Linked DNA regions of Homo sapiens: regions 2, 3, 4 and 5 are each linked to region 1. A link is a contact called in ENCODE Hi-C or POLR2A ChIA-PET data. All regions are on one chromosome and are shown on one strand. Each heading gives the region's core, a stretch centred on a gene start or an enhancer-like site at or near the end of the contact. The rest is flanking DNA. Distances are from core to core; before and after follow the strand shown.

Evidence for each region. Hi-C counts contacts between places; a loop is a spot of excess contacts on that map. ChIA-PET counts read pairs that join two places held with the same protein, here RNA polymerase II (POLR2A). Pooled maps may share reads with other maps.
Region 2: a map of B cell shows a loop between it and region 1 (27-fold over the local background). The contact joins the promoter of GART here to the promoter of CBR3-AS1 in region 1. A Hi-C loop is called at or near these places in 4 of 168 maps with a recorded cell type or tissue (B cell, CD14-positive monocyte and naive thymus-derived CD4-positive, alpha-beta T cell) and 12 of 50 pooled maps.
Region 3: a loop to region 1 is called in a map of naive thymus-derived CD4-positive, alpha-beta T cell, with 8 times the contacts of the local background. The contact joins the promoter of DONSON here to the promoter of CBR3-AS1 in region 1. A Hi-C loop is called at or near these places in 1 of 168 maps with a recorded cell type or tissue (naive thymus-derived CD4-positive, alpha-beta T cell), 1 of 37 single-sample maps with no recorded cell type and 6 of 50 pooled maps.
Region 4: a map of ascending aorta shows a loop between it and region 1 (21-fold over the local background). The contact joins the promoter of ITSN1 here to the promoter of CBR3-AS1 in region 1. A Hi-C loop is called at or near these places in 5 of 168 maps with a recorded cell type or tissue (CD4-positive, alpha-beta memory T cell, CD8-positive, alpha-beta T cell, ascending aorta and 2 more), 10 of 37 single-sample maps with no recorded cell type and 17 of 50 pooled maps.
Region 5: a pooled map shows a loop between it and region 1 (5-fold over the local background). The contact joins the enhancer-like site here to the promoter of CBR3-AS1 in region 1. A Hi-C loop is called at or near these places in 5 of 50 pooled maps. POLR2A ChIA-PET finds 5 or more read pairs at or near these places in 2 of 52 experiments (B cell and activated CD4-positive, alpha-beta T cell).

Annotation. Positions count from the first base shown.
Region 1 is chr21:36,155,049-36,157,561 of GRCh38, forward strand. It overlaps CBR3-AS1 (CBR3 antisense RNA 1), which reads right to left and starts at 1,260. Exons shown (of 3, transcript NR_038893.1): 1 at 1,169-1,260. DOP1B (DOP1 leucine zipper like protein B) reads left to right here and starts at 1,776. Exons shown (of 37, transcript NM_001320714.2): 1 at 1,776-1,895. RefSeq lists enhancers at 302-969, 970-1,636, 1,021-1,070, 1,151-1,210 and silencers at 1,391-1,940, 1,971-2,270.
Region 2 is chr21:33,540,860-33,543,372 of GRCh38, forward strand. It overlaps GART (phosphoribosylglycinamide formyltransferase, phosphoribosylglycinamide synthetase, phosphoribosylaminoimidazole synthetase), which reads right to left and starts at 1,258. Exons shown (of 22, transcript NM_000819.5): 1 at 1,206-1,258. It overlaps SON (SON DNA and RNA binding protein), which reads left to right and starts at 2,179. Exons shown (of 12, transcript NM_138927.4): 1 at 2,179-2,310. The coding sequence starts at 2,234. RefSeq lists silencers at 1,134-1,423, 2,464-2,513 and enhancers at 1,574-2,023, 1,588-2,319, 2,224-2,283.
Region 3 is chr21:33,587,429-33,589,941 of GRCh38, forward strand. DONSON (DNA replication fork stabilization factor DONSON) reads right to left here and starts at 1,256. Exons shown (of 10, transcript NM_017613.4): 1 at 893-1,256; 2 at 94-174. The coding sequence starts at 1,213. CRYZL1 (crystallin zeta like 1) reads right to left here. Exons shown (of 13, transcript NM_145858.3): 13 at 1,913-2,493. The coding sequence ends at 2,394. RefSeq lists a silencer at 797-1,486 and an enhancer at 945-1,444.
Region 4 is chr21:33,641,241-33,643,753 of GRCh38, forward strand. It overlaps ITSN1 (intersectin 1), which reads left to right and starts at 1,261. Exons shown (of 40, transcript NM_003024.3): 1 at 1,261-1,473. It overlaps CRYZL1 (crystallin zeta like 1), which reads right to left and starts at 501. Exons shown (of 13, transcript NM_145858.3): 1 at 441-501. RefSeq lists an enhancer at 240-649 and silencers at 1,120-1,459, 1,470-1,569, 1,890-2,019.
Region 5 is chr21:33,946,600-33,949,112 of GRCh38, forward strand. The region is part of intron 2 of LINC00649 (long intergenic non-protein coding RNA 649); the gene reads left to right. Among named protein-coding and RNA genes, the nearest start is that of LINC00649, 17 kb to the left of the region's middle. RefSeq lists enhancers at 748-1,947, 1,122-1,601, 2,132-2,191 and a silencer at 986-1,280. Within about 2 kb of position 1,257, at least 39 of the 41 ENCODE cell types and tissues checked have a DNase peak (open chromatin) inside an H3K27ac peak, as active enhancers do; they include B cell, where a contact is called at or near this core.

The DNA.
Region 1 (2,513 bases), core at 10-2,509:
CTAGGATTTGAAGAACCTAAAAAAAAAAAAAACTCACCTGCTTGCCATCTTCTTGTTTTTTTTTTGTTGTTTTTTGGTTTTTGCTGGTTTTGTTTGCTGCTTTTGTAAAACCAGTTTATCATATTCTCATTAGGAAATCAATTTTCATGAAATTAATTTTTTTTCCTGCTAACTATGGCTCAATCTTTTCGTTTCTCTCTGCTTCTATCTTAAGACCATTCCTCAAATTGACCATGAGAGGATTTACATCTGGGGCACTTGGTATATGCCAAATGGAGACAAAATCAGAATCAGCAGCCTGGCTGGGCCACAGGTCCAGCATCCCAAGCTATTAAAATATTCTTAGTGTTTCCAGGGAAGTGATAGATCCACTTTGGAAGCTGATAATATACCCCTCCCCTAGAAACATGCATATACACAAAGTGTTCTAAACAACTTCCAGGTGCTCATGACCTCCCCCACCTCCCAAGCTCATTGACCACTGCCTCGCCTTCACGAACTCCAGACCTGGTCTGAACATTTCTAAAGGACGCTCGGGAGTTAAAAGGAGCGAGGCCACTGCAGAAATGACAGCCTTCATCCACAAGTGGCCCACTTCGGGTTGGCTGGAGCCACAGCTGGGTGGGGACAGGGCCTGTGCTCAGGTGAGCACTGCCTACCGCGCACCCTCCAGGTGCGTCCTACCCTGAAGCGGTCGGACTGGACCGTCTAGGTCCCAGCGCTCGAGAGGATGGCAGGCAGGGGCTGGTGATTGTCTGGAGATATGAATGCTTTCTAAGGTTGACGTCAAGGTCTCCTTCCTGAGCCACAGTCCACGTGATAAGCTCTGTCCAGGTAGAAATGATCTCACCTCTCCTGTCGCCCAGGGTCGGAAACCTGAGGCCCGTGCGGGCTGGGGCAACTTAGCAGGGGTCCCAAGCCCGCCGCGCCCCCTGCGCCCCAAACGTGTGTGGAGGGCTTGGACGTGGTCCAGAGGGAAAAGATGGGGTGAACCAGGTGCCGCGCACCCTTCGAGGAGCCCCCGCTTCTCCGTTTCTGTGAGTGACTCCAAAGCACCTCCGAGGGCCGACACACGCGCGGACGACCTTGGGCGGGCACTGACCAATGTCCCCTTCCACTCGGTTGTGTCGGGGGTCCCCAGGTGAGGCGCGAACGCCGCCCCGCTCACCTGTACGAGGCCTTTCCCGGAGCAGCCCGGCTACGAAGCGACACCCATGGCGGAGAAGCTAAGGAAGACTCCCGCTCCCTCACACCGCGGCTGAGGCGACTGAACCGCCCCAGTACGCCGGGGCCCTCCCCAAGCCCTGCTCCCAAGCCGAAGCCCCGCCCCCGCGTCTAAGGCCCACCTCCAGGCCCCGCCCCTGACCCCGACTCCGTGAGTCAAGCCTGGCCTTTCAGTCCAGCCCAGCCCGTCGAGGCCCCGCCCCTGTTGTTATGGCCCGCCTCCAGGCACCGCCCTTGATCCCACCTTCATGAGTCAGGCCCCGCCTTCCAGCCTAGCCCGGCCAGCCGAGGCCCCGCCCCTGTAGGGACAGCCCACTTCCAGGCCCCGCCCTTGATCCCGCCTCCTTCGGTCAGGCCCCGTCTTCTAGTTCCGCCCCGCCCGCGGAAACCCCGCCCCCGCGCGCCTATGGCCCACCTCCAGGTCCCGCCCCTGAGCCCGCCTCCAGGCGTCCAGCCCCGCCTTCCAGCCCCGCCCCAAGCGCCGAGGCCCGGCTTCCAGGCTCCGCCCCGACCCGCGCGGTGGGGAAGAGCCGCTGCCGCTGGTTCTCCGGCTCTTCCTCGGCGGTTCTGGCTCCCGGCCGCGCCGCAGCCCTGCCCAGTCTCTCTCCCCCAGCCCGGAGGGCTCCTCCGCGCCGCACGTGAGCGCGCCCGCCAACAGGGCCACTGCCGCGGTAAGTCGTGCCTGCGCCCTGTCCGGCGTCCAGTCCTCAGCCGCTGGGCGAAGCCGGAGGAGCCGGGCATCTCCTCCCCGCCGGCCCGCGGGTCCTTCTCCGGGTCCAGAGGGCTTGGGCGGCGCCGTGGGGCGGCCCGGGGTGCAGGTGGCTTACCGGCGCGCGGCCCGGGCCTGCGGCGCGCTCTGCTGCAGTGCGGGGGCGGAGAGCTCGGGGCCGGAGACCGGGAGGGCAGCGGGGAGACTGGGTGGGGTCCCCTAGGGTTACCCGACCCTGGCGCGGAGGATATGATGCCGGCCACGCCCTCGCCGAGCGGGGCGGCAGGTGCAGGTCCAGGGGTGGGTCGCGGCCCGCGCGCCCTCCCGGGGCCGGCCCACGAAGAGACGCTCAGCCTTTGTTTGCTGGTGCCCTGGCTGGGGAGGAGGCTGGGGACGCAGACCTGTGAGAACTAAGGGCTTTCCTCGTTGGGGAAGACCCCAGTCTTCCAGCCAGTCCCCAGGAGAAGGGATCCGGGCCGCAGTGCGCGCTCTGCCAGCCTGGCCCCTGCGCCCTGCAGGGTTCCCGGCTGCTCGCGGGGACTGTTACCCGCAGTGTTGCCTTACACTCGCGACTGCAGCC
Region 2 (2,513 bases), core at 8-2,507, 2.6 Mb before region 1:
CTATGAGGGAGATACTATTACTATCACCAATTTGCAGATAAGACAAGGAGGCCCAGATAGGTAAATAACTTGCTGGAGGTCACACAGGTAAGAGGGGGTGGAGCCTAACAGAAGCAATTTTGCTTCAGATTCTCTCAACAAGTGAAACGATGATCATTGAAAATTTGAGAAAGGAAAAAAAAAAACCCTGTTAAATTACAGTCTCGGAAGGAACAGCTACTTTAGTGTAACGGGAAAACACATTTTACTTGCCATGTGTATCTGAAATAAACAGATTTTTTATTTTATTTATTTATTTATTTGTTTAGACAGTCTCTCTCTGTCGCCCAGGCTGGAGGGCAGTGGTGTGATCTCAGCTCACTACAACCTCCGCCTCCCGGGTTCAAGCGATTCTCTTGCCTCACAGCCTCCCAAGTAGCTGGGATTACGGGCGTGCGCCGCCACGCCAGGCGAATTTTTGTATTTTTAGTAGCGACGGGGTTTCACTACGTTGGCCAGGCTGGTCTCGAACTCCTGACCTCCAATGGTCAACCCACCTTGGCCTCCCAAGTGCTGGGATTACATCACATCCGGCCAGAAATAAACAGATCTTTAAATCTAGAGCAAATGTTACATCTTTAGTTTGAATATAGCAGTAGTGTGGGAAAATTCTGTTTACTCTAGTGGATCACTGAAAATAGCCTTACTACCCAGTGGTGAGGACGCCTGGGCTCCTGAGTCTCACACAGCGCCTTGGCCTGGGTAGAGACGCTGCCCCATACTAGCAGGAAGACCTTGGGGGACTTCACTAACCTTGGGCCTCATTCCTCAGAATGGGTAACATAAGCAGAATAAGACAGGCAAATAAAGCCGTATCAGAGGATATGGAGAATAAAGTAGAAACCAACTACAAAATTAACCAAGTAATCTGCCAGAGACAACGGGTGCATAAAGAGAAAGTACACCAATTTAGGGTTATGTCCTAAAAATGTATAAAGACACAAAAAGGCCTTGACATCTTAGAAAACAGGAAAAGTAAAAGAGCAAATAGAAACCAGCTAACAGTAGCAAGTGAAAAGCACATGGCCAACCCCCACCCACCGCATTTACAAACAACAGGAAAATTTCTACAAATCAGTTTCTATGGTTTCACTCAGTTCGCGATCTTAAATCCCCAAACCAAAGCCTAAGCGCGCTCCGTGTAAAAGCGGAGGGGGTTTACGCACCGACACCGGGTGGCCACCTGGTTCCCGCTTGCCCGCTCGCCGGAAGTCGGCCCACCGGGACCGGCGCGGGACCAGCGCGGCACCGCCCCTCACTGCCCCGCCCTACGACGGCTTCCCTGCCCCATTGGTCCGCGCGGCCCTGGGTCTCCGCGGCGAGAATCTAGTCTGATTCCCTCCCGCCCTGGGCGCTGCCTGACTGCTCCCCAGCCGAGACACCCAAGCCTTAGCACGTTTATAATGTGACAGTGGTACGGGGTGCCACGCAGTGTTTCCAGGAGCGCCGGGGGGGAGCGCCAAAATGCTAAACCCATTCTTAGCCAATTGTGCGCCGCTCACGAGTCAGAGCTGAGCAGCTACCGCGGAAAAATCTCGTGACACGCCTGACTCCTGATGAGACTAAAATGCACCGGGCTTTGAATGCCGGTCGCTTAGGACATCCGGCCTATTGCTAAAAAAAAAAATGAGGCTGGTTATAGAACGCACTGGGGAAGACACAGGGCAACAGCGAGTTCCTCCTCTCACATGCCAGTGGGGGCGGGGGCTGAAAAATTCTCTCCCGGATGCATATCCCTGTCGAAACTGAACTTGGCGCCACCTGAGAGCGCCTGAAAGCCGTGTGTTAAACACCGGGTTGCCCTTCTTGCTCTTCTTCCTCTTCGCCTTTAATCTCAGGCACTTAGCAAGCCTGTTAAGGCTCCCAAACACTGCTGGGGACTGACAACTTATGCGGACACGGTCGCCTCAAGAGAGACGGCTCCTGTAATGGCGCCTGCGTCAGACACTAACATGGCGGACATAGTCGTGCGCGGCGCAAACGTCAGCACCTCTACCCCAGCCGCTCAGAAACAGCAGAGGAGAGCAGGGCCGTGCTCACTGATTGGTCCCTCGGTGGAGCGGGCCGGACCGGGCATTCCCTTTGGAGCCAATCAGGAAGGCGAGAGACCGAATTGGCCCGTGCGCCTCCTCCCGAGGCATGCTGGGAGCCTGGAGGACTAGCGAGGAGGAGTTGAGAGAACGGAGCGGACGCCATGGCGACCAACATCGAGCAGATTTTTAGGTCTTTCGTGGTCAGTAAATTCCGGGAAATTCAACAGGAGCTTTCCAGGTAAACGCCTCCCAGATTCTTCTGCTCCCAACGGACCGTTAGGCCCTCACCTAGCCTTCTTTGGCACCTTTCTTCGGAGACGCAGTCGTTCCCCGGCTCAGGCCCCGCTAGGGCCCCGCCTGGGCCTGGGATCCATTTTCCGGGCCCCCCCCAACCGCCCCCCCAGCCGCTCCCTTCCTTTTCCCTCGAGGAACTTCGCCTTT
Region 3 (2,513 bases), core at 6-2,505, 2.6 Mb before region 1:
AGAAGTATAAATGTATTTTTAAAAATAGGCTCAAATCCTATGAAAAAAAAGTTTATACAAATACACATTCTAATGATATTTAAAAAGTATTACCTGAGGTAATTCAGTAACAGTTGTTCTTTCAGGAAACTTCTCTTCCCATAGCAAATCATTTTCTTGATTAGAATCTAAAAACTGAGGTTAAATATATTCTCCTTTAAAATTTAAAGGATGCTGAAGTTTGCGTTAAATATGTACAGAGCCTCACCTGGCATACATGTTTCTCAATAAACGCAAGTACACCTAAATTCAGAGGCACCCCATCCAATCTATGAGTTTCAACACTTCAGTTTTGTGTCTGAACTTTAGTATCAAAATTGAGGGGAACAGGGACCGGCGTTTCAAACCGAAAGATCCAAAAGGCTTTGGGTAAGACAGATGCTAGTGAATTCTGACCCCACGAATCCTCGACATTCCCCCATCTCCAGAATAATTTGGAGTGCGTGAGAGAAGGGAGGCCCTAAATCACGGGGGAAGCAGGGCTTGTCACCTGCCCCATCGAACAGCGTCCTTGCAAGATGGGGGCTCTCAGGGTTTTTCGAGCTCTTTTCCAAGTCACCTCTAAGTCCTCTCCAAGGGGCTCCTCGCTGCCCTCTGGGGCCCCCTCACTTTCCTCGGGAACGCGTCCCGTGAGCACAGCCCGCAGCGGGGTAGCCAGGGGAGCGCTCTTCCCACAAACCCGGCCTTGCCAGAATCGCGGCTCCCAGGGCGGGGTACCCTAAGGCCACGGGCGGCCGAAGTCTTCGCGCCCATTTCCTTGCCTCGAACGCGAGGACTTTCCATCCCCCATTCACAGCTGGCTCAACCCACGAAAGACAAGAGCCCCTTGGCGGCCAGGCTACAAGACACTCACCGGGACCGGGGCCTCCGGCTGCTCGCGGGCCGGCCCGTCGGGGGGCTCCGCGGCGACCCGCGGTCGGTTGTCCAGGCGGGCGAAGGGGTTCCTCCGAGCAGCGGCCGGGCCGCCGCCGCTGCCACCGCCTCTGCCCCCCGCAGCAGGGAAAGGGCGAAGAGGCAGCCCCGCCACCAGGGCGGCTCGGCGGGCCGCCGGCTCCGTCAGCTCACGGGGCGGGGAGGCGGCAGCTCCACGGCTCCGGGCCCTTTTCCGTCGGAGCCGCACTACCTCGGGCGGCTTTCGGAAGCCCGGTGAGTAGCCGGGCACCGAAAGGGCCATGACGCGCGGCGGCTGAGGGTAGCCGGCCGCCCTACAGAGACTTCCCGCGCGCGCCGGGCCCGCCCCTGACGTGGCGCCTCGCCGAGCTCCCGCCCCCGACGCGGCCCCGCCTCCGCCCCCGCCGGTTCCGAGCGGAGCATGCGCAGTGGGCAGCCCGCGAGACGCAGCCCGCAGCGGCGATCCCGGGTGGCCGTCAACGCCCACTGTCCCAGCGGTGACCCTGCCCTGGCGCTTCTGCCAGGTCCTCGGCCAGAGTCCAGTCGCCAGGTTCAGCGACGCTTCTGGAAAGTATGCGATCCAGGGCGCTGATGTGCACTACCCTGTGGGGCACCGAAATAGCTTAACTCTATTTAAGCCCGCAGCAGGGATGTGATCAGCCCGGGGTTTGGCGCCTGGATGAAAAGGAAACAAACTTGAGCTGCGGCGATGGGCTGCTGCTTCCATAAACTTAAGAGAGGGCAGTGGCTACTGCTCTCAAGAGGCGAGGAGAGGGGACTAGGCCACCTTCCTCAACCCCCAGAGAACTCAGATAAGACGTCAGCACGCTTCCTATGCCAGCGCAGCCTACCGACATCCCTCCCTTCCCCGTTCCCAGTGCCTGGTCATCTCAGACTTCCAGGCAGCTGCCACTGGCAAGTTAATGGGATCTTCTTTGATCCTGGGGAAAGCCGGAGTGAATGAATAGTTGAAAACACAAAATTTAAGTGCCTATGGGCTAAGTCTTTTAAGACTTCAAAATATACTCAAATGCTTAAATTATGACAGCAAAGACTTAAGGAAGGTGTTGAGAACGGAGTTGATACAAAATTAATACGTTACTTTGATAGCTTAGCAAAGGCCTGCAACAGCTTTTATCAAGAGTAGTGTGACTTTTGCTGAAAGCAGCAGTTTTCTTCATGGAAGGAATTTTATAGCAGGGGCAAAATATATAGAAACAATGAAAAGGTTTTTAGAAAAATTCCCTTAAGATGTTAATTATAGAATTATCTTGATCATTTGCACAAGAATTTTTCAAACACTTTTCAAATGTGTCAACTGAGCATCTTGTCTTAGCAGAGAAACGTGCTTAAAAATGCAACTTGTTTTATCTTCCTTGGTTTTTCTCAACAATTTCCAAAGAAAATTCTGGCTTCAAATACTGGAATATGTTCATCCGACTGAGGTCTGAGAAAGAAGAAAATTAAAATTGAACAACTTGCTTTTTTCTTCCTTGATTTTTCTGAACAGCTTCCATGGAAACTTTTGCCTCATACAGTGGAATGGGTTCATCCAACTGAGGTCTGAGAAGGAATGAAATTAG
Region 4 (2,513 bases), core at 11-2,510, 2.5 Mb before region 1:
ACATACAGCGAATAACTACTAACTGCTTTCCGAAAACAGCAAAGTGATGAGGAAGAAAGAAGTGGCTGAGAAGAAGTAACAGAGAAAGAAAAAGACACTCAAATTCTAGGAACAAGAAGCAGAGGAGAAAAACCCAACCTGGGAGATTAAGTGGAAGGGCACTCCCAGACCTCTGCCTCCATAAAAGTAGAGGGAGATGCAAACTGAGATAAGACCTACAATCAAAACCCGTCAAGGTCCAGGAAACTGTCCCTCAAATCTAGTCTTACCCACCCCTCAGCGGCCTCAGCTAAGCTAGGCCTGGGCCCGAACAAGTCCCAGGTTAGGGTTCGACGCGAACCACCATCCTCCCCAGGGCTGCACGGTTCTGTGGGGCATCTCTCCACCTTTCGCTTAAAGGCCCGTTTCCCAAGACACAGGACGCGTTTCCCGGGGCTCACCTGCCTCTGAGCCGCCCCAACGGCCTGCACCTTCACCACCGCCACCTTCCAGTCCTTCGTCAGAGAGCCCGCCCCCTGCTCCCATTGGTCAGGCCGCTCGTCACTCCTGAAGGGCGGGGTCGGACTCGCGAGGCTGTCCAGAACGCCATGGCAACCGGTCTCGGAACTACATCTCCCGTCATGTTCCGCTCGGGGGCGGAGAAAGAGGCGAGGCCCCGCCCCAAGGACTACCAATAAATGGGCGAAGTTGGAATCGCCCGGATGGGTTCCGTTTTATGCAAATTTTAGCCGAAGACCACACCCTTCCTCATTCCAACCATAGGCCCGGCCAACCCCTTTGGGTTGTGCTTCGCCTTTTTCCTTTCCACATTATTCTCTCCTTGAAAACCTCCAATAATTAAGTCAATTAAGTGCATCCTATCTAGTGTCTCTCACGGCAACGAGCAGATGCACCGAAATCGTGCAACAAAATCTCCATAAACCACGATAGGCAACCTCAGACCATAAATCTCCTGTTACGCCTACATGGGGAGGAGGGGGAGAGTGCTAATCCTGCCCCCACACAGCCCCTGCTGATTGGCTCATTCGGCTTGTCACTCTGTTGTCTTACATTTCTTTGGCTCACCCTCTTTGGGTTCGCACGGTGGGCGGGGCCAGTGGTAGGGGGTGGTGAGAAGGTGCGGGCCCCTTCTTCCAATTGGCTGGCGGTTTCCCCACCCACTTATGGGCGGAGATGGATGGTGGATGGGGGGCGGGGGAGGCAGCGGAGGGAGATGAGGAGATAGGCGGGAGCGAGGGAGCGAGGGAGGGAGCGAAGGAGGTAGAGAAGAGTGGAGGCGCCAGGGGAGGGAGCGTAGCTTGGTTGCTCCGTAGTACGGCGGCTCGCGAGGAAGAATCCCGAGCGGGCTCCGGGACGGACAGAGAGGCGGGCGGGGATGGTGTGCGGGGCTGCGGCTCCTGCGTCCCTCCCAGCGGCGCGTGAGCGGCACTGATTTGTCCCTGGGGCGGCAGCGCGGACCCGCCCGGAGATGAGGTGAGGAGAGGGCTGCAAGGCGGCGGCCTGGACCACGGGCGGCTGCAGCGGGGGCGGGGGTCGGCGCGGGGGTCTGCGCGATGGCTGCCCGGGGCATCCGTCCCGCGCCCGGCGCTTGTCTCCCCGGCCGCCCTTAGCCCCTCGCCGCGCGCCCGAGAGACGGCAGCGGCTGCCCCTCTGCCTTGTCCTTCCCGTCCTCGGGGGTGGCGGCGGAGTGGCGGGCGGACCCGCACTGGGAGGCCGGGGGCCGCGGTGGGCCGTGGGGTGGCGGCCGCGGGACGGGCGTGGGGATGAATGGGCGCCGCGGCCCCGCCGCCGAGCGGGCTCCCTCCTCTCGCGGGGACCCCGGGCGGCCGCTCCTTCCCGGGCTGACCTCGCTGCCCTCGGCCGCCGGCGAGGGGCGGCCCGGCCTCGCCTCCCGCCGGCCTCCCGGGGACCCGCGTTGGCGGGAGCGGCGCCGCCTCTGCCTGGAGCCCCGGCTCCTTCCTCGGCCCCTCGCTCGCAAGCCTGCAGAATCCTGGGTCAGTGAAGGGCAGGCAATGCCGTTCGGCCCCAGGGCGCGCCGCGGGGCCGCCCCTGAAGGCATTTAAAGGGGAGCGTCTTCCGCGCCCTGTGAGCGCGTCCCCGGGTCCGCCGCGTCCCTTCCCTTCTTACGCACCGACACGGTTTTGTGGTGTGGACCCAAGACACAATTGCAGTCCCTTGCTTGCACGAATGCAATCCGAATTCCCAAAAAAAGGAAACCGGCGAGGAATCGGCCGCACCTTCCTGCGCTTCTGCTTGCCTTGGGATTAGAAAACAACTTCGGAGATTACATTTCCTATGGGCAATCTTTTGTTGTGATTCAGACTCAAGAAGGCTTTGCTTTGGAAGAAATAGATTAGCGGCTTCTCTGTGGAGTTGGAGGCTATAGAGATTTTTATAGCCTCTTCAATATGAAAGTTTCCTCTAGAACTTTGCCATCATCAGTGCTATTCTGAGGGCAGCAGCAACCTGGAAATTTAGATACATGCAGGCTCCGGCCAGATGCGTTTCTTTGT
Region 5 (2,513 bases), core at 7-2,506, 2.2 Mb before region 1:
TTTCTTTCTTCTTTTTTGAGACAGAGTTTCACTCTGTCACCCAGGCTGGAGTGCAGTGGCGCCATCTCAGCTCACTGCAACCTCCCCCTGCTGGGTTCAAACAATTCTCCTGCCTCAGCCTCCCGAGTAGCTGGGATTACAGGTGATGCCTGGCGAATTTTTGTATCTGTAGTAGAGACGGAGTTTCACCCTGTTGGTCAGGCTGGTCTCGAATTCCTGACCTCAGGTGATTTGCCCGCCTCGGCCTCCCAAAGTGCTGGGATTATAGGAGTGAGCCACCACCTCCGGCCAACTATTACCTTTTCTAAGAATGCTTTATGACATCATGGCATTTCAAATTGTGTAACATTCAGAACGTTTTCTGTTGTATCCTTTCCTAGGTCTTCATTACTTTCCTGGGACTTGACAGGGCATATTGAATCTATCCTGTAATGCATGGGAATAAATAAGGATTCCAAAACGTGAATTGGATTTAGTTAATTTTTGTTTCTCCATGTCTCCATACACACAGGCAGCATGAGTGAGCATCTAGTATGTATTGGATATGTGCTGGGTTGATACCATAAAGAGATTTATAAAATGGTGCCGACTTTGAGGGGTTCACACTCTGGGGGAAAGACTGTGCTGTCTAAGTGAATAAATTTGGAGATTGAGGGCTTCATGGAGAGGAGGAAAGTTGTGCTTTATAACATCATGGCATATTTGCATGAGCCATGCAAATAAGAAGCTCATCACCCACCCGATTTATGTCAGAATCAGAACCCAAAGCCAGGGACCCACCAACCAACTGTTCGGCCCAGCACAGTTTCCCTGTGGCAATTCCACTTCTTTTTTTCTTATCTTACGTCGCAGTGTACTTTGTCTCTTGTAACTCCTGCAGGATTTTTCTTAAAGCCTTACATGGTGCTGTTATCACGTGGCACAAAATGAAGCCGACCTCTTTGTGTGTGGGAATAGAGGGAGCATTACACTGCTGGGATGCAACAGATGGAGGGTGGAAAGCTGTCCAGCACCTTGTCTCTTCCAAGATACATAGCCCAGGGGTATTCCCATTCCTCCACGACACAAATGACAACTTCCTTGAGCTCTGATGGCTTGCCAGGTGGCTGATGGCGTGGAGAACCTTGCTCATGTTTACCTGTTCTTGCATCCATTACTCACCTCTGCCCACGTGCCCCCACACTTGCACACAAAGCCACAGAGTGGCTTAAAAAAAAAAAATGAAAAGCCTCCCCCCAACCCTATTGTAAAATGTCAAGTGTTTCAGTTTTGAGAAAAAAGAAAGCTGAAGAAACCATGACTCATGACATGGGCTGACAAACAACGATCTGAAGGTATGCTGGTGAGTCACACTGTGGAGCTCTGCCTTTGTGTTGTGGTGAGGGCCGGGGCTGGAAGGAGTGTCATGGGACCAGCCAGTAAAATTCCACTACTCTCCGAAGCCGATTGGGAGGCAATTTAAAAACCCTGGGCTTTTTCCAGCCCCAGTGTAGTGGATGACTCTGGGTCCCCTCAGGTATGTCGATCTGTATGGGAAATCAGGAAGAATGATTATTAATAACTGGAAAAAAAAAACCTGTTAGTATCTTTCCATGCCCAATGCCATGCTGAACCAGCCCTGCCTGCTTCTGCAAGCCAGCGAGGCTGCTGGATTTTCTCGAAGGGTATTGAGTTGCTAAGCAACAGCACTGGCGGCGCCTATCATGCCCAGCGATGTCAATGCCTGAGTGTGGCCTGCAGAGCACATTTGCTCCCCTCCCCCTCGCCTCCTCTCGACCCCTTCCCCCCACTACATGAGAACATTAATTTGCATCTCAGGGACAGGAGCTGTGCCAGGTGATTCTGTGTATAAAACAGCGCAGTGCAGCCCCTGAAGCACAAATATTGTTTTGGGTTGCAAGGCGGTGCATGTGACGTAGTTGAAAATACAGACTCATTTGTGTATACTCCCCACGTAAGGAGGGTAGGCTTCATCTAAAAGCCTGCGTGTCAAATACTCCTTTCTAATACATCCTGGTGTGCTCTGCCTTGAAGTGTTTTTTTCCTGTCTGCCCATCCAGCATCTTATTTATGCCCCATTCTGTCCCTCTCTCTCGTTGCCTTTGTTCTGTGGTCTCCTGGGTGATGGAGTTATTGTTTGTGTGTAGGGATGTGTGGATAAAAGGGAGCTGATTTCTAGAGGTGAGATGGCCCTGTGGTTAACGGTTGGAGGCTGCTGTTGACAAGGCCTGTTGCTGTGGCAGTTTTGCTCCGGAAGTGGCCATTTTCTGGGCAGGGCTCCACCAGAGCACCATCTGTCTGTGCCTTTTACTTCCTGTCAAGAGGCAGCAGGCTTCGTGAGCTGGGGAAGTGCCAGAAGCAGCCTTCGAATTAGACAGACCTGGACCCAAACCCTTTCTCTTCCCCCCACCCATTTTGGCATCTTGGCACGAGACTGTCCCCATTTCTGGAAAGGGTGTTCACAAGAACAGTCTGGCTGGGTTGTTGGGATGACCGAGTGTGATCATGCGTCT